Linked DNA regions of Mus musculus: region 2 is linked to region 1. Evidence: chromatin loops called from intact Hi-C (ENCODE). Cell type or tissue: left cerebral cortex. All regions are shown on one strand. Links, peaks and the distances in the headings refer to the core of each region. The heading gives the core; the rest is flanking DNA.

Evidence for each region. Peaks named below come from ENCODE experiments on the same cell type or tissue, not always from the same donor. Only the 100,000 strongest peaks of a DNase experiment are listed, where the experiment ranks them.
Region 2: it touches region 1 in a loop (6-fold over the local background); 2 of 42 quality-filtered maps call a loop at or near these places.

What each region holds. Positions count from the first base shown.
Region 1 is chr5:141,232,927-141,249,442 of GRCm38, reverse strand. Sdk1 (sidekick cell adhesion molecule 1) reads right to left here and starts at 7,909. Exons shown (of 45, transcript NM_177879.5): 1 at 7,351-7,909. The coding sequence starts at 7,594. In left cerebral cortex, for the core only: a CTCF peak has its summit at 8,135; DNase peaks (open chromatin) are centred at 6,144, 6,555, 7,097 and 7,992; H3K4me3 peaks cover 3,000 bases.
Region 2 is chr5:141,109,319-141,125,834 of GRCm38, reverse strand. Gm30866 (a long non-coding RNA gene) reads right to left here and starts at 976. Exons shown (of 5, transcript XR_868655.3): 1 at 708-976. In left cerebral cortex, for the core only: a CTCF peak has its summit at 9,502; DNase peaks (open chromatin) are centred at 9,663 and 10,145.

The sequences.
Region 1 (16,516 bases), core at 3,648-11,647:
GAAAGGATATCAACACAGAAGAGAAGACAATCAGAGCAAAACAATTCCAAACATCTACTCACTCACTGGTCTAGGTTCCACCACCACCACCACCACCTTTTCACAGGTGAGAAAATAGACTCAGGAGAGGCTAACAGACTTGTTTGAGCTGCAAGATGGCTTCAGAGTAAGATAAAAGCCAGGGCTCCAGACACTTAGCCCAACACTCTTCCCACCTGCCTCAGTCAGTTTCTAGGAGAAATTATTCTCATTCCCAGAATGCTCACAGGAGTTGGGGCCAAGCTGATGCCATCATCTCTGGCTTTAGAACTGCTTGTCAGGGGGCCAAACCTTGCACCTACTACAATAACAAAGGTATAAACCTACAGCAATGTTTCCTGAGTTGTTTTGTTTGTGGCTATTGCTGCTGTTTGTTTCTAGATAGTGGGAAGAGAAAACAATGTTAATGTAATGATGCTGTAAAACTAATCATTTCTCCAGAAGGTCTCAGGTGTGACACCTGTAAGCAGCAGGAAGTTATCTACCAAAGAGGGACAGACGTCTGCATTTCAGGGATCCACTGAGAAACATATCACCAATGATTTATATGTGCTACCATGGTTGGCAAGAGGTGCCAAAACACCTCTAGCTGAGAAAATACATTCTCACCCCAGTATTAAGATTACAAATATTTACACACTCTTTAATTATTAAAAGAGATGCAAAACTTGGGGGTAATGCCTAATGTCTTGTAGAAATGCTGACATCAAATTAACTACATTAAAGGAAACCATATGAACTTGGAATGCCCATATGTGTTGCTGCTTACTAGGAGTATTTAACCAAGTAATAACATGTATATTAAATTTATTTTTAAATAATCCCTTGCTGACCTATAGTACACACCTTTTGAACTGTTTTTGTAACCACCCTCAGCTTCATTCAACTGCCAAGCATGGGACTCATGGGGTCCTCGCGCTCAATACTGCTTTGTTCTTAGAAAATCCTAACTCAGAGCCTACACAAATCTCCTCCTTACCCTGTGACCATCTCACAGTCTAATTTTAGTGAGTGGATCTCACTAACCTGACCTCTGAGGACCCAAAACAAGGTCAGAAAGAGGCAGAAAGGCACCACACAACCTAAAACCCCAATCCCATGTGACAACAAAGACACAGGGACTCTTAGAATGGAAACATAAAATGTAATTAACTGCAAAGCTTGTATCATTTAGACACCAGCCTCATTCACACCTTGCACTTTGTCTGAGGCAAGTGTTTAGGATACAGGACTTCCAAGCTGGGTGCGGTCCCTGCAGGGGGCTGAACTTAACTGTTTGTTGTTAGAGAACAAACATGCTACAGCAAAGCACTAACCAAAAGATCTATGTTGTACATTCTCTACATCTATAAATTCGATGTACTTTAAAGTAGAAAAGAGAATTTTTCCAAATGTCCTCCAAGAAAGGGCTTATTTACTCCTGATGGTCCACTTTGGGGTGGCGACACACTGCCCACTCAACTGGAGTTCAAGTTATAGTGTAAAAAGAAAAATGGATGGGGTGAGGGAAAACCAAAGTGACAACATCTACTTTATTAGGGGACAGGGTTTGGGTGCACAGAAGGTGGTATGCACATTCTCTTCTCCATTCTCCAAATTATCTGAAGTGTCTTCTATGATCATGGCTGTGATGTAAGACTGAAAGTCACAGACAGGTCAGTCCATACAATAGAGTTTCACTCACCATCTTTCTGCACTATGGATCAGACCACTTGCTGCATTTTTATTTTTTTCCTTCCAAGAGCCCAGGCTACAGGGAGACCCAAGCTATGTTCACAGATGCTGGACGAGGCTTTTCTCTCAGGCTTCACCAGTACACATCCTGGAGCCTTGAGCAAATCAGTAAAAACAAAAAAACTAAGTGCTCGCTTCTCTCAAGAGTTGCTAGGACCAGACCTGTGAGATGGCTCAGTGGACAAGGGTGCTTGCCACAAACCCGATGACCTGAGGTCAATACCTGGGACCATCATGGTGAAAGGAAAGAACCAATCCTCACAAGTTGTCCTCTGACATCCATATTAGTGGACAAACACACTCACACACAAATGTTTAAGGGGGTTGAGTGAAGAACAAACATCCTTGGTGCTTGGTTCATAAACAAACATTAAAGGAGAGCTACAGGTGGTTACATGCAGACTGCAGAGAAGGGGGTTTACCCGATCAAGTAACTAGTAGCCCTCTGTTAAATGTGCAGCGGTCTATGAAATGTCTGAGCACTGATTAAGTTAAACCTCTAGTAAAGCAAGATGGTCTGGAACCCAAGTTCCGGTTCAAATTCAAACTTCACAATTGAGGGACCAGGTCAGAGGGTAAGAAGAGGAGGGAAACACAAAGCACATCTGGACTAATGGAAAACAATAGGAGCTCAAAGGGAGACTAGACGCACAGTGACCTCAATTAACACCGTTTTGTTATTTCTCCATCTAACAAGGGGCAGAAAGGATAATTAGCAGACCTTACCCACAGCTGGGAAATGGCATGGGGAAAGTAGCTCAGATCATAGGAAAAAAAGGGTAAGAGTGCCAGCGAATTAAGTAAGATTATGGGATTATCAACACAAGGATGGGGAAAAGTAGAATATGGGAATCTCACATGCAGAATCCTTTTTTTGCAGTGCCATCTGAGGTCTGAAGAGGGCATCAGATCTCCTGGAACTGGAGTTAAACATGGTTGTGAAGTGCCATGTGTGTGCTCTTAACCCTTGAGCCATGTCTCCAGCACATGACACTTTTTTAAATGTATTCTAAGACCTGGTGGGTCTGATGTGAAGCCTACGCAACTGTATTCTTTAATTGCACTAGTGATAACCTGGGTATGATGTCACAGGTACTGCGGAATCCCAGAACTAAGGTATGGAAGCCAAAGGATCAGAAGTTCAACGTCATCCTTGGCTACACAGTGAATTTATTTGTGAAGCCTGGGTCACTGGAAATCCTGTCACATAAATAAATGTCACTAATGATTCTAATACAATCCTAGGAGTAGCTCAAGTCAGGAGCGGAACAGTTTCATTATTATCAAGGAACACAATACAAACTAAAAGGGCTGACTAGAAAATGAGCTCAGGACCTATGAGCAAACACAGGTTCCATCTCCATAGAAGCCACTTAGATCTGAAGGCTTGGGGACACAATTAAAGGATGAATGGAGTCACATGGATCAGTAGTTCCCAAACCTGACTAGTCATCAGAATCAACTGGGAAGTCTCTAAACCCTACTGCTTAGGACAAACTTCAAGCCCAGTAGTACGATCCTGCCTCAAATCTCCCAGGGGATCTATCTAGTGTGCAGTCAAGTTTGTGAAACACAGGGTTGGGGAAGTTTCCAGAAAGTCAGCTGATAACTGGACAAAAGCAATGTAGCCAGAGATTGTTAAATGACAGTGGACTTGAGAGTCCCCTGAAAAGCACTTGGTGGCTCACAAGAAATGAGCTGGTCCTGCATTCTCTCAAATGTCCCACCTAATGCTAATGTTTGAGAAGAACAGATCCAAGAGACTGGAGTTAACATTTTATTTTAAGATGGGGTCTCTCACAGAGATCAGAGCTTAGAAATTCTGCTAACCTGATTGGTCAGTGGATCTGTCTGCTTCTGTCTACTCTTCCCATAAAGCTAGCACAGGACACCCCTGTCCCTATGATGTATCCCTTACCTCAGAAGCCCCCTTTCTGAACCATTCATATGTGGTGCACAGCATAAAGAAAGCATGCATTGCCACCTGCCTTCCAGAAGTAACAACTTGGCTCTTTAGGAATTCAGACAAGTCCTGAACAATTAAACACACACCAATAAGCAGAGTATATAATGGGAAATTCCATTTTCATGCACAGGGAAGAAACTGCAGTATATACCAAAGTTGTACTTGCAAGATCCAAACCTGGTACTTCACATTAGCCATACATATATAACTTTTAGTAATTATGTTGCCCTCGTTGTCTGCTATAAATCATGACAAATCCAACCCATAAGAAGTATCCTAAGAGGAAAAGCCTACAGGGGAATTAGGAACAGCATCAAATAGATGCACAGTATCAATATGGCATTATGACAGTTCCAACTTAGTGGTAACTGTTCCATGCAAAATGTTACATTTTATCTGATAAGATTCTAGAGAATGCATTCCTGTGCATATGACCAACTCATCATCCCATCAGAAACCTCAACAGCAGCACCGGAATTTTCATTTTCAAGATACATGAGGTTTTGTCAAATGGTGACATCTCCTCTGTAATATGAATTTTCAATACGATATAAAAGATGATGGATATATTACACATTTCACACAGCACAAAGAACAGAAACCTGTCGATGAATTTAAAATTTGTGACAACCTACTTGAAATTTTACACTGAAAGATCTGCATACTCTCTTGCACCATATAAATGTAAAATGGGTACCTGTGATTTTATTAGCAAGAAGGAATAAAAGAGTTCCTCCCCTTGAAAAGTAAGGCTGTTGCATGTATAAAAATTAATGATTTCCACTAACATTGCAACTGTGAAAGGACAATGCTTTCAACAGCCTGCAAGGTACAGCTGGTAAACTCTGATACACTTTGAAACAAGGGCTCTAAGTGGTCTTTCCCACAGCTCAAAGTGGTTTGCCAATCTTCTCTTGTATAGGTGATTGTCAAGTGAATGTCACTTTTATTTTTAGGGACAAGAAACTGAACTCCATCTCTGAAGGTCATCCTAAGTGATCCCGATTTCTTCACTTGAACCTGGCTTCTCTGACAACCTACAGATTCCATTTTACACAACCAGTAAACACCTTTTCTCCCCGGTAACATCCTTGGGTAAAAAGCAGCACCCAAAATAAAGTGGAATGAGTACGTTAGGTGTGGAGGGGTTAAAGTAACCAGAAACAGTGATTTGTTTCCATATAGTGAACATGAAAGGGGGCATTTATCAAAACCTACTGGGAAAAGGGCTGCCACTCAGATAACATTAGATAAGCTTGAATATGAATATTAAGTTATGAGGTACTTGTTAAGCTATCTCATTGGAATTTCCAAGACAGACTTGTAAGTACTACACTTAAATCATTGGATTTTTTTTAAACCACACATAACTCATCGGCACATATAACACAAAACACAACTATTCATAATTTAAGTGTAATTTTCCTGTTTCCTGCAATCTCCAAATGCCCACTGCCTTACTGTGGTAAGATTCCAGGATACGAGCAATGAACTTGGAAGCTAATTTTTCTAAACTACCAAATGCAATCCAGGTTCACTAATCTGTTTTAAAGACTCCATCAAAAGTCATGTTAACAGGATTATGCCTGGTTTTTATGTTTTTAGACCAGCAACCTCCCTGGGCTGACTAGCACATGCGTGCTTCGGGTTTAAGCAGGGAAAATCTAGATTTAGGAGGGAAAGCTCTTTCGGGAGAGATTCCGTCTCCATTTGTAAAAGGTCACCCTGAATCGGAGGATCCTCTTTCCTTCTTTTAGAGAACACCTCCGTGTTCCAAACAGAAGCGAAAGGAGGGAAAAAACAAAGCCCGGAGGCAAAGCTGCGGGCTCTCAAAGTTTTGCTCCACCGAGTACAAGGCACCCACTTGGGGTGAAGCATCAGTACTGGGCGCAGGGGGCAGCCCCGGGGAGAGGGAGGGAAAGGGCTGCTGGTGGTGACTGGCACTTGATATTTGAAGTCCGCCGCGGATGTCACTCATCGTTAACAAGACTCTGCGGTGCAGACTCAGATAGGAATCAGCTCATGTTTAATCAGTGCAATAGGACGCGCTGGGCGTTCTTTGAAGCCACAGTGGCTTACGGCTCAACTTTAAAGGTTTTTCCAGTGCTCCGATAAAATTTTAAAAAAGAAGAAAGAAAAAAAAAAGCAAGAAAAGAAAAGAAAAATGCAACACACAACACACAAGGCGCTTTCTCCAGCTTCTCAGCTACTCGGTATCTGCGCGCTCCGATTGCAACGCGGATTAGAAACACACCGCATTAACCCCTTAACTGCCTCCAGACCTAGCGACCCGCAGTCCTGGCCAGGTGATTCAGAGAGTAGGGAGCCCTAAATGCTCGCCAAGTTCCAAGCACTGCGCCGAGGAGCACCCACAACCCCGAGGTGACTCCATGCCACAACCACAAAGTCTACCTCAGGGAATCCACCCCAGGTGGCGCGCACCCCAAGAGTCCACCCCAAAGATGCTCATTCAATACAGCACTCATCTATAGAATCCATCCAAAGTGTGAGCACCCAGGGATCCGCTCAGGGTTGTCTACTCCAATACTATCTATCCATCCCCAATGTACACCCCAAAGATATCTATCCCTAGCCCACTCAAAGCTGAATATACCCCCACAGGAGTGTCAACCTTAAAATCCACCATGTGTATTCATATAATCTAGGAAATGATCACTCAGTCTATCCCAGGAGTGTGAATTCTAAAATTTCATGCTCCCAAGGCCTAGCCCAGATGTGTCCATCTCTAAAGTCCACCCCAGGGATGTTCAATCCTAATACAGTCTATCCCAGGTGATGCCCACTCCAAGACTCCAGTGTGCACCTCCACAGCCCAGCCAAGGGGTATGCATCCATAGTTCACCCCAGAGGTGTCACCCCAAGACTGTGTAACTCTCTATAGCTCAGCCCTGAGGTATCTACCTGCAAAGTCACCTCAGTGATGTCCACCCCTAATATAGTTCACCCCAAAGGTGTCACCCCAAGACTTTGCAGCCCTGAAACTCAGTCCAAAGGTATCCACTCATAACATAGCCCATCCCAGATGGTGCCCACAAAGTATACCACAGGGTGTCACCCCTCAAGCTCAGCTCATAGGTGTCCACTTGCAAAGTCACCTCAGAGATGTCCAGTCATAATGCATACCAAGTGGTGCCCACAAAATTCACCCAAAGGTGTCACCCAAGATTGTGTACCCCTAAACCTCAGCCCAGAAGTATATTACTTGCAAAGTCACCTCAGGGGTTTCCACTCATATAGTACATCCCAAAGGTGTGACCCTAAGACTACACAGCCCTGAAACTCAGCCCAGATATACCCACTCACAACATAGTCTATCCCAGGTAGCACCCACAAAGTACACTGCGGGTTGTCACCCCAAGATTGTGCACCCCTGAAGCCCAGCCCATAGGTGTCCACTTGCAAAGTCACCTCAGAGATGTCCACTCATAATACAGACCAGGTGGAGCCCACAAAGTCCACCCCTGGGGTGTCACCTCTGGCGGCGCGCGCTTCAGGAGTCCACCCCGGGACTGCGCACCCCTAAAGCCCACCCCGGGAGGCACCCACAAAGTCCACCTCGGGGGTGTCTCGGCGGTCAGGCCCGCACCTACCTTGCGCCAGCGCCCGCAGCAAGTGCAGCTGGAGCAACAGCAGCGCCCACCACCCGCGGCCCGGCCTCAACTTTGCCGCCCGCCGGCCCGCGCCCGGCCCGGGGGTCCTGGGCGCTGCGCGCAGCCCTGGGCACTCGGGGTCGCAGTGGTGACCGGTCCGGCTCCTCCGCGGCCGCCCGGGCCCCGCTCGCTCAGGGGGCGCCGCGACTCCGCCGCCCGCCACCGAGGGCCGGGCGCGGGCCATGCCGCGGAGCCGCCACCCCCGGGCGCCGCGGGACGGGCAGGGCGGGCGGGAGCGCGCAGACCCGCTGAGGCAGCGGCGAGCGCCGAGGGGCGGCGTCCGGGCTCCGATGAGCAGCGAGCCGGGTCGAGGAGAAGTTGTCAGCGAGCGAGGAAATGCCCAGCACGTCGCCCCCGCTCCTCGCAGCCGCACAGCGCCGGCCCCGCAGCGCTCTGTGAGGGGAGCTGAGCAGAACGCCTCTGCCGCCGCCTCTGCCGCCGCCGCCCCCGCCCGGCGCTGAGGAGAAAGTGCGCCCGCCCGCGCGCCGGCTCTCGCCTCGGCCGCCGCGACCGCCGCGCCCCATTCACAGCCCGGCCGCACGCGCCGCCCGCGCCCGCCACCCGCATCTGATTGGCCGAGCCCGGCGGCTCTCGCGCCTGGGACCCGCCCCCACGGCGCTCGCTTGTTTTCAAACTCGCCGCGCCCGCCCGCTTGCAATTTCGTGCCCGGGCCCAGAGCGACTTCCCGCGCCCGCTGCGCCCCCTAGGGACCCGCGGCGGGGATTGCAGCCGGCGCGCCGTCTCGGCACGCGCTTCCCCGGCGGGCTTGTCTGCGGGGCGTGCTCAGGCGGGGCGGTGCCTGCTCCCTTGCCGGGAGACCCCAGGGGCTGAGCTGCACGTCCCGCGGGTGGGACGACACCAGGTGTGGCGGCCCCCTGGCACCGCAGTCCCTACTGAGCCCGAGGGACTAGGGATCGGAGGGCCAGTGGGCACGCCCCTCCATGCGTCCCGGGAGCCTTCCTGCTTCCAGCCAGGGACTCTGATGCTGGGGTGGTTCCGAGCCAAGTTGCTGTCATTGCAAAGGAGAAAGGCGCGCGATCGAGTTTTCAATTCCCAGCAATCAGAAGCACCGTGGGGCGCAAAGACGCAACCTATTCTGAGGAGTGGACATGGCTTTGGAAGAAGTGTCCAAGGTCATGCGTGGCCAGCAGGACCACAGTACAGGGTACTTCCCGCTGTGCGTGGGAGGATTTGGAGGAAGGACCTGCAGCGTCAAGGATCGGACATCCCAGGGCCTGGGGAGTCTGCAGGGGTGGAGAGGTCGGGATGGGCGCGGACCCTCAGCAGCATGTGGTAACCATTAGCTGAGTTTATAGGGTGAACTAAGCACGCTGGAGCCTAGAGGCTGGGACTTTTGTGAGAGGGAAACTGGAGAGAGAGGCGGGTAACAGTCCAGTCTTGCGTTTTTAGGAGTTATCGGAGAGCTTGTGATGGAGTTTGAGTGAGGTCATATATGACTAGAAGGCCAAAGAGACAGCGAGTGTGCCCTGCCAGGGGCTGGCTCCCTAGGAAGTGTGTTGTGTCAGCTTACAAGTACTTGTGATTGATGATTGTCCCTGCTAACAAAAAGCCCCAGGCAAGGGGCTGAGACTCGTGAGTTAGCGCTAATTCCTGTTTGCAGAGTCCCTGTACTGAGCTGCCTCTTGACACATCTGCCTGTGTTAACAGTTAAGGAAAAGTGGGGAAACTGACGCCCAGATAAAATTGGTGGGTTATGAGCTCTATCTGAAGACCCAGTCTCTGCCTTTTGCCCTTTCCTACACATGCTATGAAAAAGCAAAGGAATAAAAACTGCATCTAAAATATTCACTGTTCTCTGGGGCGGGGGAGGGGGGGTGCGGGGGGAGGCAGGGCTTCTAAATGGGCAATGGTTGCTAGGTAAAAGAAGTGTCCCCTCAGCGATGGCACCCCGAGAACAAGTGGATTCTGGCAGGAGTGGAGGAAGGTGGTATTTGTAAATTTCTGTTGCCAACTATGTGGATTTCTACAAGCTTACAGGCTTATGTAAATGCCAAGAGAACGATAAATGAGCAATGTCTGCTGTGCTAGGGGGTGGGGCACGACGCGGGGACACTGGACTCTGGGAGGGTCCAGGCAGCATCACCTCCCCCACCAAACTGCTGTCACTGGTGTTTACAAACGTGAAGTGACCTCTAAGGTCAAGGGTGCAAATCTTGCCCTCTCCTCCTTTAAGCACCCCTGCCTTGCTCAGAGATGGAGGGTGGAGTGGGGGCAGGGGCAGGGCGAGGTTGAGTATGTACCTGCGAAGCAGTTTTATCTGACCTGGTGGGCTAGCGCTGCTCTTCCAAGTTGTGAAATTTGGGCAAACTGCTGATTAAGTTTCTGGAAAAAAAGTTGGGACTAACTCCCATCTCACAAGTCTGTTGCAAGAAAATGACCTAATCCGCACTCAGTAAGAGCTCATCGCTCTCCCTGGCCTTCTCCCTTCCCCTGGTCCCCTGTGGCAGTGCTTGTCAAGAAACACCCTTGCTCCACCAGTTTCCTGTAGCTCAGCTTTCCCTATTACCTATAATATCTATCTTTATACCCTTATGACAAGGGCACCAATGGGACTTAAGCAGCTTCTTGACTTCTGCATACTCCAGAAATGTCCACAGCTTTTTTTTTTCCTGTGATTTAGCTTGCAGTTAGCAGAAAGCTTCATGCAAACTTGCTTGCAAATGAGAAAAGGAAGTCAGGGTATGGTCGGTTTATGGGAGATCAAGATAGAAGGCATTGCTGCTACAGAGAAGGTCTGGGGACCCCTCAGGGAAATGTTCTATTCCAGTATCATCCTGGGAAAGTAAGGCTCTATTACAGCCTCCATCCTATAGTGGAAGAAATGAAGCCAGAAGGGTTTAATACAAGCAAACCAGCTGTGCTGAAGTCAGAGCAAGAATCTGGCTCTCCAGAGTCCTCCTCTAAGTCTTTTCCCTGCCAGCCTGTATGCCTTTTACAGGACCCATTAGTCACTATCTGGAAGTGTGCTTGGATGATAAGTAGTCTTGCCCCCACCCCACCCCAGTAATAACAATACAGAGAGAAGCCAGGTATGGTAGTACAGACCTATAATCCCAACACTTGGGAGATTGAGCAAGAAGATCACAAGAGGCTAGGGAGGTGTCTCAGTGGGGAAGAGAGCATGCGACATAATCATGAGGACATGAGTTTGAATCCCCAACACCAAAGTTACAAGCCAGATGTGACCATAAACAGCTATAACCTCAGTGTTGTGGAGACTAGACACAGGGATGGCTGAGGTGTGCTGGCTACCAGCCTGGTTCCAAGGCTCATCATCCAGACCACACGCTTTGTAAAAATTAAAATAATAATACAAAAGGACTTGTTCCTAGTGCTGGGGAGAGGAACTAGTCAAGCAGACTTGTAACAGTTCTCCCAGAACACCAATTAACCTTTCACCTTAATTTTACCAGGCTCAACAACCCCTCAAGAAATGAACGTGCTTTGTGTGTGTGTGTGTGTGTGTGTGTGTGTGTGTGTGTGTGTGTGTAGGTTCTCCTTTAAAACCCTTTAGCTACATATTCACCAATATACACTGATAACCATAATTCATTTTCCTCTTCAAAAATGAACTGTAAACCAGACCTGGTGATGCAAGCCAGTCATCCCAGCTACTACAAAGGTTGAGGCAGGATGGTGGCATAGTCAAGGCCAGACTTGGAGCGTAATGACCCTGTCTGTGTCAAATTAAAAAGTAAAAAGAAGGCCAGGTTTTACTGCTCCGTGGAAGAACATGCATACAGGTCCTCTGTTCAAACACCAATACTAGAAGAAAGAAAGAAAGAAAGAAAGAAAGAAAGAAAGAAAGAAAGAAAGAAGGAAGGAAGGAAGGAAGGAAGGAAGGAAGGAAGGAAGGAAGGAAGGAAGGAAAGAAAGAAAGAAAGAAAGAAAGAAAGAAAGAAAGAAAGAAAGAAGGAAAGAAAGAAAAAGCTATAGCTACCTCTACTTTCTAATAAAATAGAGTTGTCGTCCCCCCCCCCCCGATTAATTACGTAGAGAAGAACATATACCTCCAAAAGTTAGAATGGTCAGGAAGACTATCCATGTCTTCCCCTTGTTGGGTTTGTTGGGTTTGTTTGTTTGTTTGTTTGTTTGTTTGGATAAGGTGTACTTTTGTTGGGCAGGCTGACTCCTGTGCCAAGATGCAGAACTCGAAATGTATCTCCTGCCTTAGCTTGCTGCTACATTTGGCTAAGTCTTGTTACAATTTAAGGACCGGCTATTGTGGGTAAAGCCCAAGGAGCTTCAACCTCACCTGAGGCCAGATGCAAACCCCTCATCAGCCCTGCCCTTAGACTGCTGGCTTTGAATATGAACTTAAACAAGACTTCCCAGGGATTTCTGTTTCTTTTGTGGGTCACTAATTACATCTTTGTGCCTCCTAGGGTGGTATGGGGTTTGGGTTTTTGTTTGTTTGTTTGTTTGTTTGTTTTTGTTTTTGTTTTTTAATGGTCCTGAGAATGAACTTTGGACCCTGTGCATGTTAGGCAGCCATTCTACCACTGAGCCACACACCCAGCCAGCCTTTGAAAATTAAATAAGATGATGAACAGGGCTGCCTCTTGATCTTTTCCTCTGTATTTCTCTTGTTCCATCTTCTTATAGGGCATGACATGAACAGAATGGTTTTTAAAAATAATAGTGCTAGGGTTTTTTTTTTTAAGAAAATATGCAATTTCCTAAAACACTAATATATGCTGATGTATGTGAATTGAAAGCCCAAAGCATCATCATGGTGGAATTGCATGGGGCTGGATGAAGTATTAATATCTATGTAAATAGGTTTTCCCTAATAATAAAAATAAGTGTGCAGACACTACAGGAAGCTCAGGGGCTGGAGAGATGGCTCAGTGGTTGAGAGCACTGATCTTGCTGAAAACCTGGGTGCAGGCTGCCCACAACTGCCTGTAACTCCAGCTGCAGGGACCCAACCCCCTCAGCTCTCTATGTGCACTACATTCACATGTACAAATGCACACTTATACATATACTTAAAATGAAAATCATTGTTAAAGAAAGAGAAATACAAAGAGAAGATAACAATTCAAGAAACACACAAAACATGAAAGCTTTTTCAAAGCCACATGAAAATGTTCCAAAATAGCCAGGCAGTGGTGGTGCATGCCTTTGAGTCCTGCACTCGGGAGGCAGAGGCAGGAAGAGCTCTGAGTTTGAGGCCAGCTTGGTCTACAGAATTCCAGGCCAGCCAAAGCTACACAGAGAAACCTTATCTCAAAAACAAAACAAAACTCCAAGACTTTGCAATGGGCAAATGTAAGAGCCATTCTAGAAAGAAACATAGACTTTATACTCACATTTTTCTTAAATTATCATATATTATCATATATAGCATATATTAAGTGATTTTATTATGTCAGGTTTCATACATACTTTGTTTTTGATGATCCTCCTCCACTCCCCACCCCCAAACCTGCTCCTGTTAATCGATTGATCTATAGCTAAACTTGTGTGTGTGTGTGTGTGTGTGTGTGTGTGTGTGTGTGTGTGTCCATATATGTGGAGGGCAGAGGTTGATATCTTGTGCCTTTCTCAATTGCTCTCCACACCATATATTGATGCAGAGCTAGCCACTTTGGTTAATCTAACTGACCAGCTCAACCCAAGTCCCTGTCTCTGCCCCCTGAGCATTGACATTACAGGCAAGTCAGGACTCCATTTTCACAAGTACCTAGGATCTGAGCTTCAGTCCTTTCTCTGCTGAGCCATCTCTCCACCCCCACCCCCACCCCCACCCCCACCCCCACCCACTCCCAGCTAAATTTTAAATAAGAATTGCCCTATCATTGCACCTCACCTACACATAAGGCTTTTCATTTCGACATTGCTAATAATAGCCCCAAACGTGCAATATGGTACATTCATATAATAAATCTCAATGACTGTTAAGGAATAGTCGAAAGTGTTAAAGGGATAGAATCCATGGCTCCAATTGGGACAGCTATAATACTCCCTCCTCCCAGGGCTCAGGGAACATTCTGGAAGAAGGGGCAGAGAGAATGAAAGGGTCAATGATTGAGAAAATGAACAACAAAAAGATGTCCTCTGCCCATGGCATAACCATCCCACTCATGAACTCAAAGCAGCCGTAGTTCGGCAAAAGACTCGCACAAGTTTGGGTCTATTAACAGTTCATCAAAGCCTGGCGTGGTGGCACAGCCTTTAATCCCAGCACTCGGGAGGCAGAGGCAGGCAGATTTCTGGGTTCAAGGCCAGCCTGGTCTACAAAGTGAGTTCCAGGACAGCCAGGGCTATACAGAGACACCCCTCCCCACCCCCACCCCCGTCTCGAAAAAAAAAAAAAAAAAAAAAAACAAGCAAACAGAACAGTTCATCAAGAATCGGAGAGGGGGGCTGGAGAGATGGCTCAGCGGTTACTAGCACTGACTGCTCTTCCAGAGGTCCTGAGTTCAATTCCCAGCAACCACATGGTGGCTCACAACCATCTGTAATGGGATCCGATGCCCTCTTCTGGTGTGTCTGAAGACAGCTACAGTGTACTCATATAAATAAAATAAATCTTTTTAAAAAAAGAAAGAAAGAATCGGGGAGGTGCCCATAAGGCCCCGCCCCTCCCGGAAGGATTGTTGTGGGAGGAGTGTCACGTCCTTCAGTCGTGTGGGCACTGGTAAATTGTCCATGCTCTGCTGAATAACTTCCCAACCACACTGGAGCAAGCAAAGCTAATAAATTCAGTGAGCCACACACAAAAACAAGTCATGAAAGTAGGAAGGGAACCAACCGGTTGGGAAGGTTTCCAGCGGAGGGAGGAGGTGAGGACGGGGATGAGTGAAAATGGCCAGAATTTGTTATATGAGTGTATGAATGAAATGCTCAAACAATAAAAAGTAAAGCAGTAACAGTTAAAAAAAACAATTTTTAAAAAAAAAGTACAGTGAAGAGTGCCAATAAAGAAACATCCACTCTAGATGGTTTGGTTTAAAAACAAACCAAAAAAAAAAAAAAAAAAAAACTAGAGCAAATAAGTGTAGAATAATCCCAATTGTTTTTACTTTTTTCTGAATAAATAAATAAATAAATAAATGCCAACTCTCAATAGGTTTCCTCCAGGACACGTGAAATTATGTTTTTCTATACTTTTAATGTTTTTCAGATGTGAATACACGTCTTCAGAATGAATTGATAAAGCCTGTTTGTAAAAGGGACATGATGAGGAACCCAATAAGCCATTTCTTACCTATATTAAGAAATATCCCTAATGGGTTCTCAGGGGTTCTTCTGAGAAAAATAATCCCCAGTCCTATTAGAAGGCAAGTTATGACCCGAATGTGTCTTCACCTCCACATTGTCCCTCTTGCACGTGAAAACCAAAGCCCTAGTCACATCCTGAGGGTTCCTCCCACCTGGCCCCTGTGGTCCTCTCTTGATGAGCAGGCTTCCCTCTGTGGCTCTCTCTCTCAGATGCCTGCCAATTGCTAATCCCAGCTCAGCCTCACCTTTGTTCGGTTGCCTGGCAACCTATTAATGAGCAAGGAGCAGCTCCAGGTGCTGCCTTTGAGTCCCAATGGGGTGTGTGCTCTGGTTCCCTTAGAGCCCACCCAGCTTGCTTCCAATAGTTTCAAAAGCTAAAGCCTCGTGAAAGTTTCCTATGAGCAATGCCATGGAAGAGAGAGAGAGACCAGAAATGCATGAATCCCCCTTTAAATGCCTATCAGCCTCCTTTAAAGGGATCCCTCAACTCCAAGGCATCCTTACTAGGATGGAGTCTTACTCGTTTGTTTTTGAGACAGGGTTTCTTGAAAGCCAGGTCTTAAACTTCTCGTATAGCTGAAGCTGTCCTTGAACTCCTGATCCTTCTGCCTCTACCTCACAAGTGCTGGAATCACAGGCTTGTACTACTATGCCTCGCCTCGGAAGCATAACTCCTTTAGGGCCAGCTCCTCTCCTCAGTCTTACCAACTCCAAACTACTGAACCATGAACTAGGAGCCAGAGCACATTGCCTGAACTAGGAGCCAGAGCACACTGCCTGTACTTTGACAAGCCCTCCAGACAATCCCACTACACACTTAAGTTTGATCAGTGTGGGTGGAAAGTTAGCCCTCAATTGTCACTCTCAGAAAGTAGATTAATTGATTTATGGTTGATTGACTGATTGACTGATTGATCAATTGATTGATTGATTGATTGATTGATTGACTTGAGACAGTGTCTCATCATGTAGCTCTGGCCATCCCAGAACTGGCTCTGTAGACCAGGCTGGCCTGGAACTCAACAAACATCAGCCTGCCTCTGCCTCCTAAATCCTGGAATAAAAGATATGTGCCACTAGATAAGCTTTTGTTAGTCGACTGATTGACACCAGCCTGGGTTCCCACAAGAGACAATGAATGTAATTGCATGATAAACATCAGCACACTGGTTCATCAAAGAATTGGCGCTGCAGTCTTGAGAAATCCAGACATGTGTTTCCAGGGAAATAATGTACACTGAAAACATCAGGATGAGTACAATGCAACCGGCCAGGTATGCTGGCTCATGCCTGTAATCCCAGCACTTGGAAGCATGAGGAAGGATGGCCGCAAGTTGGTAGCCTGCGCTGGGTACCAAATTGCATGTTAACATGGGCTACAAAGTGAACCCATTTTCTCAAAGATCCAAAAGAAAACCTGCCTTGATAGTATAGCTGGGGACACATAAAAGGTGAGTGGTGGTATACATCTGTGATGCTAGCACTGGAGAGATGGCAACAGGCAGAGCTTTGGTGCTCGATGGTTGGTCAGTCTAATTTAATCAGTAAGTGCCTGGTAATGAAAAGATGCTGTAATGAAAAGACAAAAAAAAAAAAAAATCAAAGATCTGAGATTAACCTCTGATCACCACACATACACATGCCCCAGCAAACACATATACAGACACTGCACACAGAGGAACATGTATGCATACATATACTGACTAGTTTAATATGAGCTTCACACAAGTCAAGCTTAAGGAGAGGGGGGAAGCTCAATTGAGAAGATCGCTCCATAATATCCTGCTGTAGGCAGCCCTGTTGGCTTTTACTTAATTAGTGATTGATGGGTGTGGAGGCGGGGGAGCCATTGTGG
Region 2 (16,516 bases), core at 4,741-12,740, 120 kb after region 1:
GCCTGTGCCTTCTATGGCACCTCCACACCACATCTGTTCTGTGCACCAAGCTCCAAAGCTACTAAGATTTCGATCAGGCTGCGAAAGAAGGGCAGAAAGAAACAACCAGGAATCCGTTTCCCCAGAGAGGAGGTCCGTTCTACGTCAATTTCTTCCCTTCCTGTTCCTCTCAATAGTCTTTGGTACAGGGTTTGCTTTGAGGAGGGGAGTTAGGGTTTATCACGCTGTCCTCATTTTGTTGGTTCTTTGTGTATGCATGTGTGTGGCACTGGCAATCAAATCCAGAGAAAGTATTCTACTGATTAGTCACACTCTAGCCCCTCACTGGGGGATTCTAGGTAGGGGCTCTACCACTGAGCCACACCCCAGCCCCTCACTGGGGGATTCTAGGCAGGGCTTCTGCTACCAAGCACATACCCAACATACACACCAGAAGAATTCTATATAAACACCGAACAACTGCTGAGCTATATCCCCAGCCTGCTCATCTGATTTCAATACTCGACTTCAAGCTGCCTTCTCTAGATTCTCTTCCTGCTCCATGAAGCTCATTTCCTTGACTCACCAGGTCTAGGCAGATGAGAAGTACCTGGAAGTACCAAATAGGAGAAAGAGAGAAAGAGGGAGGGGGAGGGGGAGAGGGAGGGGGAGAGGGAGAGGGGGGAGGGGGAGGGGGAGAGGGAGAGGGAGACCTCTGTGCTACTTACTGTTTCGAGGATGGCACCCTCTGGTGGCCTGGGGGCAGGTCAGGTGGTTATGCTAAGAACCAGCCCCCATGGTGGACTGCCTGTCTAGAAGAAGAACAGGATCATCAGAGACTTTTAATTCTCTATGTGACACAGGCACAGGCTTCCTGCTTCTGGGACCTAGGCCTCAGGCAGCAGGACATTGGGCTTGTCTCCCCTCATGTCCTGCCTGGGATATCTGTAGCCTATGACCAGTCTCTTAGGAGGTGGGAAGAGTGTGCAGCAGACTCTTCAGGCCTGGCTTGACGACGTGCTAGAAGGGCTGATTAGACAACAGCTTGAGCATTGTGCCTAGGGGCCTGGAGGCTGCTGCTGGCTGCTCAGGAAAGATGTTATCAGTGGGGTAGACAGAATCTTGCTACTAGGGAGGCTGTTTTCTGTGGAGCTTCAGCAGTTTGAGATGAGAAACAACACTGGGGTCAGGTGGAAAGGCCACTGAGACATTCTCTCCTTTCTGCTTCTCTTCTCCACTCCCCAAACAAACAACTTTTTGCATGCGTATGTATGGGTGCATGTGTGTGTGCACAAGCATGCGCACATATCAGGCCGTAGTTAATGACAGGTACCTTCTTTGATTGATTGCTCTTTATATATTAAGGCAGGAATCCAGAACTCACCTATTCAATAAATCAATCGAGCTACCCAAATTGTCCTGGGAGATTCTCTTTCTCCCAAGTCCTGGGAACACAAGTAAGCCATCGTGTCTTGGGCCACCATATCTGTCCCGCATTTTCAAGGATGCTGACTATATAAACTCCTATTTTGCAGGTATTTTACCCACTGACTCATCTCTTTATTCCACCGTGCCTATCTCTATTTAAACCTAAACCTCATGGTAGGGTCCCAGTGATGGTCAAGAGAGGCCACAAGGCCTCTTTGTTCCCCCATGGAACCAACCATACTGGATACATTTCCTTTTTCTGTTCTTCACTGTGAATTGTATGTTTAGTTGTCCCGATGAGGGAGCCTGGCTAAGACTGATTTGTTAGTCCTGTTGTGGTACAGGCTTGGAGTATAACAACTGCAGAATTACTCACAGGCCCTTCGGGGCTGAGATGGGCTGAGTTATGACCTATGAAATTCTTGTTGAGGCTCTAAGCAATGTACCACCGGATGTTATTGTATAGGGCTAGGGTGTATAAAAAGGGACAGAGGAGAATTGGGGAGGGAGGGGCTGATTTCTGTTCATCTAAATTCGAACCTCCTCCTCTTTCCAGTCTTCTGGGCTGCTGGCCTCTCTACTCCTGGGTGCTGGCTAGCTCCCTCTTGCTTTCCAGCCAATGCCCCTGCTCTAGGCTTGCCCTGCTCCTTCTTTTGAGGTGTCCAGTGCTATACACCCTGAATCCTACTCTGCTCTACTCTCCCCAGAGCATGGCTCCCTCTCTTTTCTGCCCTTACCCACACACCCTAGGTCGTCTCCTCTCCTTTAGAATTTCCACTGTTGTTCCTAAGACAAACGGTGTTATTTGCGTGCCTGCCCCTCATCTTAACCAAAGTCTATTTCCTGTTCCCTCACTGTTCCTAATCTCCCTAAGTGGTTACCCAACACGACAGCCACTCAGTGGTCCCCTCTGTCCTTCCTTCTGGCTGCCCTTTTTTCTCTCAAATGTGCATCTCAGGCTGACCCAGACTCTTGCTGGATAGGGACAAGAAGACCCATACCATCCTGTGCTCTGAGTGGAGCCATGCTTTCTGTGCCTTGTCTGCCTCCTGCCAGATGAAGCTGGGGCGGGGGGGGGGGGGCGGGTAGAGGACCCTTTGTCATACTCCTGCAGGGTGTTGGGCCAGTGTCCTTTACTTGTTATTCACAAGCATAGCCTGAAGCAGCAGGTGTTCCAGGAGGAGCTGAGTGTCTTCTTCAACAAAAATAAGCAGGCCTGGCTGGAGACACAGCTGAGTGGTAAAATATTTGCTATGAAAATGGAAGACCAGAGTTCCAGTTCCCAGAAGCACTGTGAAACTGAGATCCTGTACCTAGGTCTGTAATCCCAACAGACCTACAAGTAGCCCGAAGGTAGAGACAGAAGGAGTCCCAAGAAGCTGGGCACACATGCAGAAAACAAGAGATACTTCCTCAGGCAAGGCTGAAGACAAGAACTGTCAACCAAATTGTCCTCTAACCTCCACACATGTACTATAGCATACACAAGTCCGAGTTCACATATATGAATAGGTATACACACAGGCACAGACACACACACACACACACAGAGAGATACAGACACAGTCAGACAGACACACACATACACAAACACACAGATACACAGATATAGATAGACACACAGGCAGACACACAGACACACAGATACCCACAAGATATACAGATACAGACAGACAGACACACAGATACATAGATACAGACAAACACAGACACACATAAATATACAGACATGGACACACACACAGATATACCGACACAGATAGACACACACACACACAAATACACAGATACAAAGATTTAGACAGACTCATAGGTACACAGACACACAGACACAAATACACATACATATATACAGACACAGTCATATAAACAGATATACAGATACACACAGACAGACACACAGATACACAGACACAGACAAAGAGACACACATACACACACAAATACACATACAGATATATAGACATAATCAGACACACAGACACACAGACACAGATACACACATATACACATATACACAAATATACAGGCAGACACACACACATACATACAGATATACAGATATAGACACAGACAGACAGACAGACACACACACACACACACACACACACACACACACACACACTAAAATAACCAAGTTCCTGACCTCTCAGACTAACATTAACTACAACTGCACCAGTGTGTAAGTCTCTGAATGAATGATTTATGTGGCTTTGGAGAGCTCGCTGCACCAGTCTTTGAGGCCAAACAACACCCATTTGTGGGTTGGTAATCGATGTACTTCAGCAATATATAGGGGCAAACTTGGTTGCTAGTTAGCTCTCCCGAGGGTGTTAGAAAATTGTAATCTAGACGCAATCAATAGACATTTATTGAGTGTCTATTCCAGGCCTGTGAGATGGTGGGCTTTGTTGGGGAAGAAAGAGGGAGATGAACTGGGGAAGCCGACTGTAGGGGTGACTTCTTTCCTCACAGTGTTCCACTTAGCCAGGAAAATAGCAACAGAAACATCCCTGGCAACACCAAGAAAGTGAGAAAGGGGAAGGCAATCCCTTGGCGTCTGAGCCCAGGAGGCCAGTGCAAGCAGAGGGGCCCATGCCCCTTCCCTGTGAGCTAAGGCCACACTAGGAACTGTGCACACATTTTAGCTACATTTGCCCTTTTGACTAGAATTTTTTTTTGAGACAGGGTTTCTCTGTGTATCCCTGGGTGTCCTGGAACTCACTCTGTAGACCAGGCTGTCCTCGAACTCAGAAAGCCACCTGCCTCTGCCTCCCAAGTGCTGGGAATAAAGGCATGCGCCACCACTGCCCGGCAGAATTTTTAAGTAAAATAAATGTCTAGGCTTAGTGGGCAAAGTTTTTGTCTCACAAACACTGGCAACTCAGACTGAGTCCGAGCACCCATATAAAAACTGGGCCTGGTGGTGACTCTAAGGCTGGTGGGTAAAGACAGGGTGGTTTCTAGAGCCCTGTCAGGGAGCTCCAGGGTCTGAGGGAACCCTGACTTAAAAAATAAGGTAGAGAGTTATACATTATATCCACATTCAGGAAGCAGAGGGAGATGGATGCTGGGGCTCAGCTCACATTCTACTTCGTATTCATGTCGGAGCCTAAGCCTAGGGAATGGTGCCACCCACAATTAGGGCGCATCTTCCTAGCTTAATAACCTAATCTAGATAATTCCTTATAGGCTCAGAGGCTACTCTAATTGAGACAGCCCTTCACAGCTATGCCCTGAGATTTGTCTCCTAGGTGACTCTAGGCTCTTCAAGTTGACAGTGAGCCATCACACCTCTGCATACCTCCTTTCTGGTCCACATCACTACTATTCGTATTCTCACCCATCTAGGGGAAGCAGCCTCCCTTCCCTTACAATCTCAAGCCACTACAGCTCCTATCTGGGACACAGAAGCTCTTGGGAGTCTGTGCTTTCAAATATCACAGAAGCCCCTGGCCTGTGCTGCTTCTTCCCTATCTGGGAACAACCAAGAGGCTGAAGATGCTTGGGTTGCTCCATTAAACATGGGAGAAAATATCTCCCAGGCTCCAGCGTACCACAGCCAGGGATGGTATTCCCAAGACAGGAGGGCAACAGACTCAACTCTCCCATCACACACGTTTCCGACTCACACCGGCGGCTGTCTCCGAATGGTTCCCATCTGCTTTAGCCTGTGGAGGTGAGGGGAGGTGAGCTGCCTGGCCCTGGGCCCATTCATCTCCCTCCCGTTCCCAGGCTGAATACTCATGGGCAATCAGTCCTTGCCCCCTTCTGCCTTTGAGTCTCTGCTCTGCTAACAATCGGATTCTGCATTTTCTGGTGATACAGAGATTGTGTGTACAGAAATGTGGACTTAGATATCATACCCTGTCATGGCAATATCATGTTCACTATGTATTGATCATCTTCCTTTTTATAGTTCTCTCTCTCTCTCTCTCTCTCTCTCTCTCTGTGTGTGTGTGTGTGTGTGTGTGTGTGTGTGTGTGTGTGTTCATATATAGTTATTAAACTGGGGAGTCACAACCTGTATTCCAACTCAAGTCCAGTCACCTGTCCATAGTAGAGAGCAGGAGAAGGAGACTTTTTCAATGTGACCACACTGGCAAGAGGGACACAGAGATCAGTAAATCCCCCCTGTCTGTCCTCAGGGTCCTGAAATGTAAACAGAGGACTAAGGTTGTGCACATCTGTGTGTCCCTAGCATGGTCCTTTCCACTGCTAACCCATCACTCCCTGGGTTTCCAGCTTATCTTCAGGTGTGAAATCTCTTCCTAGGAGACAAGTTCTCTCACTGGCTGGTGAATTTTCCTTCTCTGAGCATGGGATTCCTGGAGAAATTTACATTTCTTTAGGGTCCATTGTTCTAATAGTCTGGTTATCAGATTGAGAGATACAAGTATCTCTTCAAAATATCTTCATTTTTGTGAGGCTGGTTACTCTGTGGAAACGCAGGTGCGTGCATCACGTGTGTGGAGGTCAGAGGACAAGCCTGGGTATGGGCTTTGCCCTCCAACTTGTTTAAAGGTGGTATCTCCTGTGGTTCATCTTCTTGAGTGCCAGGCTAGCTGGTCCAAGCTTCTGAGATTCTCCTGTCTCCTCCTCCCACTTGCCACGGGATTACAGACGTGGACTACTGCATCCAACTTTTTGTGGGTTCTGGGCATTTAAACTCAGATCCTCACAGCTGTTTGGCAAGTGCTTTATCTACAGAGCCCTCTCTCCTGCCCTAATGGTTCATCCTCAATTCAGATGCAAGATGAAGGCAAGGTAAGAAGATGCTAGGGCACTGAGAGAGGAATCGATTCTCAAAGAGGCAGCTTCAAATGTCCAAATACCAGACTTTCTGCAAGCAACCCTCAAACTGCTTAAACTAAAGCAAATCACCAGGGGCTGGCAAGATGGCTTAAGGGGTAAAAATGCTTGCTATGCAAGCACAAGGGCCTAAGTTCATATCCACAGTACATAAAAGCCAAGTGTGGTGGTACATGTCTGTACATGTGGTACATGGGAGGTATGTGGAGATAAAGGGATCTTGGGAGTTTGATGGCCAGCACCCTGTCTAAGACAGTGATCTATATCCATGCACAGAGTGTGACTGTCTCAAAATATAAGGTAGGAGGTTGGGGAGATGGCAAAGCAGGGAAAGCTCTTGATACACGTGAAGGCCTGGGGCAAAATCCTCAGTCCCCACATAAAAAGTCAGGGTGGCCTCATATGGAGACCTCTGTGTTATGGAGGGCAGACACGAGAAGGCTGGCTGCCAGTGTGGTTCCAGGTTCAGTGAGAGATCCTGTCTAAACAGAGATAAAAAGAAAGAGGTGAAAAATGACATGCAGGACACCTGGCATCCTTCTCTGGTGTCTGTGTTTGCATGTGGGCATGCATACATGTACCGCATGTTCACATATACCAGAGAGAGAGAGAGAGAGAGAGAGAGAGAGAGAGAGAGAGAGAGAGAGAGAGAGATGATGATGACAGACAGACAGACAGACAGACAGACAGACAGACAGCAAAGAGAACCACAGGCCAGGCAGCAATTCCAGGACATGGACACAGACAGATCAAAAGCTCAAGGTCATCCTCGACTACATAGTGAATTTGACACCAGTCAAAAATAGTGCCACCCTTATGATACCTGTGGCAGACATCACCAATCAATCAACATCTTTTGCATCAGTGGGCAAGAATAAACCTCAGAGACCTTCTCAACACGGCCCTTCAGAAAACCCCCATCCAGGTTGTTGTGCAACACAGGAAGAACAGTATCTAGCTTCAGGGTAGATTGGATGTCTTAGAGGTTTCTCCATGTTTGACCGCACAGCCCCAAAGCTCTTGCACTTGACGGCTGTGTAGCCTTGCATGGTGTGGCTACGTCGTGATTTATTTAACCAAGTCCTTCTTGGAAGCATTCGGACCATGTCCAGCTTCTCTTCAATGGCTGTGGCTCCAGATTAATGTTGTCTTCTCCTTACCCTCTGTATAGATGTGCAGGTGTTTCTGCAAACTGGCATCGGCAGGCTCATGATTCACAACGTGCACGTTTGTGTTTTTTGTAGACACTGTCCGGTCACAATGCTGCCTGACAGACATGGCTCCAGCTGAGGTTGAGATTCCCCACTGCCCAGCCTTCCAAGCACAGCATGTTATCTGTCTTTATACCTTCCTAGTTCTATTCCTCACAGGGAACTGAAGAAAAAGTGAGAGAGTGAGTGGGGACTGACAGTCCCCCTTCAAAGGCACTTCTTTAATGAACTTAAAGTCTGCCATCTGGGCCCATCTCCCTGAAGGTCTCACTCTCCTAATCACACCACCTTGTGGACCACATCTATAGAGTATGAGCATTTGAGAGACTACAGGTCCAAAAGTGGTGCCAACCCAAGGACAGGATATGGCACTGTTACTGCAAATTTCATTCTCCATTTCCCTGCGTAGGCTGAGCGTATTTTCATGCTCTTAGCCAATCACATCTAACCTATAAACGTGTCTCTTCGTGTGAATTAGAACAATGTGGGAAGAAAAATAAGGAAAACAATGGCACAAATTCCAACAATAAAGAATTTCTCGTGTGCATTGGTTTGGTGTCTACGTGGTGTGGCTTTGTGTGTATGCAGAGATAAAGTGGGTGAATGTTCGTGCGCGCACATGAACGTTTGTGTGTGTGTGTGTGTGTGTGTGTGTGTGTGTGTGTGTGTGTGTGTGCTTGTGAAGGTCAGAGGACAACACCAGGTTCTGGGATTGCTTATTCCTTGTATCCTCTGAAGTCTAGTCAGCTTTCCCTTCAGGCCAAAGTTTTCCTTTTAGTGTCCTCAATAGGGCTGGGTTGCTCTCTTCTACATCTGCAATTACCCACAGAAAACGTCCATTACCTTCCCATCATGGAAGCAAAAGGGCCTTGTGAGGCTCTCCTCCTTCCCAAGGATTGACTGACAGTTAACAATCAACATGATTCATCCTCTGACCCCAATGATAAATAAACAGTTCGTTGCTGAGAGAAGCAGAGAGGTGGCGTTTTCCTGAGTGGTGTAGCTGCCCACACATCATCTAAGCTCTTACAAGGAAACCCCCATGAAACTCATTACTTGACCAAGCCAGAGCTGGATACAATTGTTTGTTTGCACATTAGCCCCTCACTGTCCCTTACCCAACTGCACAGCTGAGGTGACCAAGGAGAGCACCGTCAGACGGAGTTCCACCAGCATCCTCAGGTTGTTCTATCATTGCCTCCATGAATCTGGACAGAGGGCCTCCCCTCTGGCAATTCAGGATAAGGTAATCGAACTGCTGGTTCTAGCTTATTATCTCTAGTTACTTGGGCATGATCAGGGGAACAGAAGGTCAGAGGGCAGTCTGGACTAAATGGTTACTCTAAAGCTATTCTGGGTAGCTTAGTGAGACTCTATCTCAGGAGGGTGGGGAGATGAAAAGAAAGCTGGGAACGTAGCTCCGTGGTAGAGCACCTGCCTAGAATCCTCCAGTGAGAGGCTGGGGGCATGGCTCAGTAGTAGAGCCCCTGCCTAGAATCCTCCAGTGAGAGGCTGGGGGCGTGGCTCAGTGGTAGAGCCCCTGCCTAGAATCCCCCAGTGAGGGGCTGGGGGCGTGGCTCAGTGGTAGAGCCCCTGCCTAGAATCCCCCAGTGATGTACTCAGCCCTGTACTCATCAGCCATGCCCATGGACTTACTGAAGAATTCTAAGCACACACTCTTCTGCTGAGATACATGTTCAACCCTGATTTTACTTTCTATTTTGAGACACCATCTCACTAAATTGCCTAGGTTGACTTTCAACTCCCTGTATAGCCCAGGCAGGCCTTGAATTTCCATCCTCCTGCCTCTGCTTCCTGAGTGTTGGGATGTCCCTCTGTATGTTTCCCTCTGTCTATAAAATGTCATTCTTAAATTAAGACTCAGAAGTCACCCCTCACAGGACCCAGGTGCTCTCCACCACAGCGACAGGAGAAGGTTTACCCCCACCTAGTCTTACCTTAGCTCTTACCCACTATTTTCTGATTGCCTTTCCCTGAGCTGGGGCTGCTTTGCAGAATGTTCAGTGCTGTAAAATGAAGCTAAGAGCAGCATACCTGGGCATCCACAGAGCCTGCTGGGGAAAATACAGAGTGCAGACACTATTTATACAGCGAGGGAGTGTTTTGGCAAGAAACTTACAACTGACGTTTAGAATTAATTTAGCGCCTTGTCTGCTCCTAGGACATATGCCATGTGTCTAGAATTCTGACACTGTCAACACCATCTGTGCCTGCTGGATGTGGTAGAGAAGGACTGAGGAGGCCCTGGTACAAGGACAGGCAGTTCCGGGTGGCGGCAACAATCACACCTCCTTCGGTGTGTGAACGCCACCAATGTGTATAGAATCCCAGACCTCCAATCAGCAGGCAGATGGTGCGTGTCTTGGTTTGTGAAAAGCACCAAGCACAGACAGTAAATGGTGCAGTGCAATCTGGGATCAGACGGAATGTGACCTGCACTGTCTGTTATCCGGACTTTGTGGGATGTGGGAGTGGGAGTCTGGAGGTGGGGGTGGGACAAGTGTGAGCTGTTTGCTTCCTCCAGGGCAGGCTGGGGATTAAAACGGAGTCATTGTTAGGGACATAAGGTCTAGTCCCAGAAACTGGAACCACCTGTGGAATAAATGACCCCTCTGACAGTGTTTGCCTCAGACGACGTAGGCTGTTGTTGTTGGTCACAGGTGATGACAGAGCTTTGCTGTCACTCTTAAATACAGACTCCAATGCTGGGTGCTCAGAAACAAATCCTTAAATCAGGTGACAGCCATGGGCTATGCTCACTAACACTGTTCAGAGAAGGAAGCAGCCTTCTCTGATTCCTTGTCCCATGGAGCAAACATACTAAAAAAAAAACATAGATGGCTTTTCTGTGATGTCACACCCAGATTCACTACGCATCTACAAATCTCTCCTCCCCCTTCTGTATCCTTCCTCCCCCCCTCCTCCCCCTGTTCTTTTCCTTCCTCTTTCCTCTGTATATGAGTGTGGGGTGGGGCAGTGGGGATAGAACTCAAGGTGTTGCACATAATAGGCAAGCAAAAATGATACTTCTAATTCATGCTCTCAGGGGCTTCTAGGCAGATGCTCTACCACTGAGCCACACCCCCAGCCCCTCATTGGGGGATTCTAGGCAGGGGCTTTACCACTGAGCCACACCCCCAGCCCCTTACTGGGGGATTCTAGGCAGGGGCTTTAACACTGAGCCACCCCAGCTCCACACTAGGGGATTCTAGGCAGGTGCTCTACCACTGAGCTACGGCCCCAGCCCCTTACTGGGGAATTCTAGGCAGATGTCAAACCACTTGAGCCAAACATTCTAGTCCTCCTTTTGCTTTTTATCTTCAGACAGTCTCACTATGTTGCCTGGGATGGTCTTGAAACTGGAATTCTCCTGCTGCAGTCTCCAGAGCAGCTGGATAATGGACATGAGGGTTCCCAAGACTAGCACCCTAGAAAATTTTCTGAGCATTGCTGGTGACTTTAACTACAAAAAATTGAAAAAAAAAAAAAAGCAGAGGATATCCCACAGGAGAGGAGCCAAATGACCAGCTTATCAGCCATGAAGAAAGGAGCTACCCTAGGTGAGGGCTATAAGCTAGATTTGCATGTTAACTTATTTTATAGTGTGTGTATGTACATGTGTATGCACATGTGTGTGTGTATGTGCCCTTTAGTTCATGTGTTGGTCAGAGGGTAGCTTTCAGCTGTCTCCTTCCCTATTGATGCCAGGAATTGAGTTCTGGTGTTAGCCTCGATGTCAGGCACCTTTAACCTTCGAGCCATCTTGCTAGCTCCTAGATTTGCAGAATTAATGTACAGCTGAGAGTTGTACATTAATGTATTGTGAGGTGACCTCTGAAATGAAAACCATAGGTGATGGGGAATGAGAGAGCCAAGGTGGGGTTCCAGGGAGCCAAGAAGGTGAAGACATTCAGAGGGGTGAGGAAGACAGGAGAGACAGAGGTTCAGACAGGGCCATGAGATAGGCCACCATGTGGGGACAGGGACCATGGATTCAGTGTGTGGGAACTTGGGGTTTGATTTGATGTGCAGCGAGGAGCAGTTGGGGAACCCCAAGCCCCCATAGGTGCTCCATGAGGAGTCAGAACACAGGTAAAGCCACATTAAAAATTAGGCCAGGCCTAGTGATCCTAGCACTTGGGAAGCTGAAGCAGGAGGATCAAGAACTCAAGGCAGCCTAGGCTATGTAACAAGTCCCAGGGATGCGGATGGCGTGTGTGAGGCACTGGGTGTAAAAGTGCTATATGAAAAAAAAAATGTCCACAGTGCTGCAGAAATGGCAAGCACATCCTGAGATTCTGAGATGGGAAGATGGTGTCTAAAAGTCATAGTAAACTGGGGGAATACAGCATAATGGTAGAGTTCTTACCCCAGTGTGCTTAAGCCCGTGGGTCTGAATCCAAGCACTGTAAATTAATAAGAACAATAATAACATTAAAAAAAAATCCACTTCCATGAGTCCGTGCATTAGTCTGCTTTCCAGCTCCACTGAGGGCTGGGTAGAGGAAGTGATATGATACTGGCTTGCCAAGAGCTGGGCAAGGAACCACATCTTGGTAGCAGCGTCTCCTGTCCATCAGGAAGCCCCTCTTTGGTTAAGCATCTTTGAAACTGTGGTGAGGTTGTACCAGGTACATCAGAAGCTGAGGCACCAGTGCTTCTATCCACGCACTGAGGCGGGTTAACACCCTCAAGACACCTGATACTCATATTATGTCACTTGTGTTGTGGCTTCTACACACACACACACACACACACACACACTTTTGTGGAGATCACGGGCAGAAATGTCATAAATTGACAACCCTGAAAGGGTCGCTTCTATCCTTGAAATAAGCCATCTGCTTCAAAACCATTTGCGAAAGCTTCTCTGGACTCGACACTGCAGAACCTCCCAGGCATTGCCCATCTTGGGTAGCCCACTCCAACCCTGTTCTTTGAAGTCTTGCTTTCTTTAGCTTTTGCTAAATAAACCAACATTCAAACTACCTATGTCTCTTGCTTTAGTTTGCCTGTCTGTTGCAATTAACACCATGACCAAGAGCAACTTAGGGATCAAAGGGTTTATTTGGCTTATACACCCTGATTGTAATCCATCATTATACACCTGATTGTAATCCTGATTGTAATCCTTGACCCAATGGTCAAGGCAGGATCTCAGGGAGGAACAGAAGCAGGAACCGGGGCAAAGCTACTGGCTGGCTTGTTTCCCTGGTTTGTCAGCTTGCATCCTTACACCACTCAGGACTACCTGCCTGGGATAGTGATACCCATAGTGGACTGTGCCCTTCCACATTAGTAAAACACACAACATACACAGCCGCAAAGCCAGTCTGATGATGGTAATCCCTCAATACAGGCTGTCTCTTCCCATGTGACTCTAGGTTGTTTCCAACTGACGAGACTAACCAGCGCATTTCTTGACTAAACTCTTTGCTTCAAGGCAACAATCAAATGATGCCCCTCCACCTCCATAACAAAAACACAAAGACACAGTGAGAAACCTGGGGGCTGGGGGTGGCACTCACTCTAACATCAAGAGCCCAGGACCCCTTGACAAACCAAACTACCTTGCCTAATTTCCCCCTTCCACCCAATGAGGACAGTCATAACAGAACTCCCCGTCTCCATGATAGTGAGATGAGATGGCAGAGACACAAGCATTACCAATAAATATGCGCCTAGTTTCTCTACTTCTCAGCCCGTGTCTCTCATTCAAGCCTGGGTAAGGTGTGGCATATGTGCTTGCCTCCAGAAGCAAGCATCTGCCCACTCAACATAAATGCCTGCTGCTCTTCATTGCTGGTGTCAGGGCGCCCCACAGCACCCAACATGAGGTAGTTTCAGAAGCCCATGCAAAGCCTGTGTGTTGACCCACTGAAGAGAGAAAGCTGGCTTCTGTCCTCACCACAGAATGCCCCCTCCTGAACCAGCATAAAAGCCCCCACTCCCTGCAGCTAGCAATTTGCAAGAAATTGCTTTTTCCTTTTTCATTTAATAATCATCAAATCCATCCTCCAGTCAAACAAACTGAAAATCAGCTCACGAGCCGAGAATAACCTTGCCACCCGTGGAACAAAAGAAAATGTTTAATTGGGCTTGCATGGGGTAAAACTTTCAAACAGCACAAGGAGGGGGTCATACATACAGCGAGAGGAAGTTGCCACCCTCTCCTGACCTCTGACCTCCTCCTCAGATACCCAGAAACTGTTGATAGTACTTGCACATCCTCCAAAGAATGGTGTCTATACATGGCACTGCTGTTATGCAAATGGTGTGTGTGTGTGTGTGTGTGTGTGTGTGTGTGTGTGTGTATGCACTTACACCTGCAAAATCCAACCATTAATATTAGATTTCTCTCTATAACTCTCTACCTTACTTTTTATGGAAGGGTACAATGGGTAGTTTTAATTACCAACTTGACACCATCTGAGATCTGAGAAGAGACTCTCAGGGATTATTTGGATCAAGTAGGTCTGTGGACATGGGGAGGTTGCCTTAACTGCTAGAAGAAGACCCTGCCCCCTGGTGGTGGTGTCATTCCCTTGGTTCGGGTTCTAAACTGTACGAGTACAGAGAGGAGCTGAACACGAGCAAACATACATGCAATTACTTCATTTTCCTCCCCTCTTAACTGCAGATGTAATGTGGGCAGCTGCTTTAAGTTCCAGGTTGATTTTCCCTTAGTGATAGACTTAACCTAGAGCTGTGAGCCAACCCTTTCTCCCCTAAGGTGCTTGTTGTCAGGTCATTTTATCCCATCAACAGGAATGAAATAAGGACTTGGGGTATTGTGGTTTGCAGGTGAACCGTCCCCCACAAGCTCATGTGTTGAACACTTGGACCCCCGCTGGTGATGTTGTTATTTTGGGGATGCTGTGTAACTATTACAAAGTGGAGCTTCACTGGAGGAAAGGGGTCACAAAAAGGAGGGTCTCTCTGCTTCCTTACTACAGTCCCATAAGGACCAGTCACTTACCGCTCCTGCCACCATGGCCCCTGTGGTTTGGATGAGAAAAGTGCCGGTAGGCTCAGGCATGTGAACATGTGGTCCCATGTTGGCAGTGCTATTTGGAAGGTTATGAGCCCTTTAGGAAGTGGAAATATCTCATTGAGGGTGGTCTTCGAGGAAAGAGCCTCTCCCAACTTCCAGTTCTCTTCCTTTACTTCCTGTTTGCAGCTTCCTGCTCCAGCCTCCTGCAGCCACGCCTCCTGCCGCCATGCCTCCTCCCCAGCTTCCTGCTCCAGCCACTCCCCCCACCCCCACCCCTGTCTACTCCCCTGCCATTGTAGTCTCCTTCTGGAATGATAAGCCCAACCAACAACTCCTATAAATTGCTTCCTTGGCCATGGTGTTTTACCACAGAAACAGAAAACAACAAAAAGGATCAATAGCTTCCTCGAACCGTGAGCCCAAAACATGCCCTTCCTTTCTTAAATTGCTTCTTATTGGGTATTTTTATCGAAACAGTGAGAAATTAAACTAACGCCTGGGGCCTCTTACCGACCTTGTGCTTCACTGATTTTTGTCAGTCTGGCTGGCCAGCAAGCACAAAGATCGTCCCTGTCACAAGGGCCCTGGTGCTAGGTTTCGGGGTGTGCACAGCCATACCTGCCTTTTCATATGGGTTCTGGAGATCTGAACTCAGGCCTTCATGTGTGTATTGCAAACACTTTACCAACTGAGACATCTCCCTGAGCCCTTGTTTGGTTTTCCTGAGATTTAGTCTCACTAGGGGGGGTCTCTGTGCCACCCCTTCCCCTTTCACATGGGTACACATGGATGGGTTAGGATACAGGCCTTGCTTCCTCTGTACTTAGGGGAGATGCTCCATTCCAGAAAAGCCCATGAGCACCTGAAATCTGCTTCAGCCCAGCTGTTCCTCCACCAGGAACTTACACCACAGGTAAGTTCACACAGTGTGACTACAGAAACTCAGGAGACAGAAGGCAACCCAAATCAGCACACAGTCAGAACTCGACATTTAACCAAACAGAACTGGCCTCCTCTCTCCCACACTAGCATTTTTTTTCTTCCTTTCCATGGAGCCTGTAAGTGAACAAATACAAAATTGTCAATTTCCCGGGGTGTCAGGCTCAGCCTACACAGTGTCCCTTGCTGTGGTCTGCCAGCAAGATGAATGGCCCCATCCTAGGTGACAGTGACTCCGGGGACATTAGAGGATGGCCCTGATCCTCCCAGCAGCCTCTCCAGCCCCTTTTGCATTTCCTGTCAATGCGGGCAGAAAGTCCCTCTGCAGGCTACTTGCCCCCTTGATGAAGCATGCGTGGGTCCTGAACCTTGACAGCCAGGAGCCACCGAGGGCACTAAGCTGCTGGAACCTTCCAGTTTCCATCCGTATGTCATCTAGACAGATGACAGCTTGTGAACTGAGCAAGTATCAAAGCAGGAAACAGCAGCCCCTTCTTGGGGGTGCTGACAGAGATGCAGAACACCCCTGGGTCCCATTGATGAAACACGTAATGGGCAGGGGATGTCTGTTCTAGAAATCTCCACATCTACTTCATCCAATTATCCCATCCCATCATGAGGCGCCTCAGTGCTTTGCCCCCATTTACATGCTATTTAAAGACCAGCCTTGGTGGGGGAGACAGCGGGTGAGTGGGGGTTGGGGAGGGGCTGGGTAAAATGTCAGTTCAAGCAGAGCAAAGAAAACAGGTTGGTCCCAATTCCTAATTTATGGACTGTGGTCTCCCAGTCAATTTTGCACGGGGAGCAGCAGGAGGCTGAAAAGCAACAACGAAACAGGACGGAAACTGTTCCAAAGGACGCTCGAAAGCAGGATGTCAGTCCGCCAATACATGGCTCCCTCAATGATTAAAAAAAAGAAAAAAAAAATCCCTGATCAGAATTTACTGCTGGGTGTTCATGGTTAATCCTAAACAGCCAACACTATCAGGGCCCAATGGCAGCACGTGATGGATGTTTCAAGTTGAAGAATCTTGTTTGCTAGCCTTAGGTTTCCAATTAGGATTTCAAAAGGGCAACCTGACAAGAGTCTAGAGGTCAGGATGACAAGCAAAAGACCCTTCCCAGGACTCCC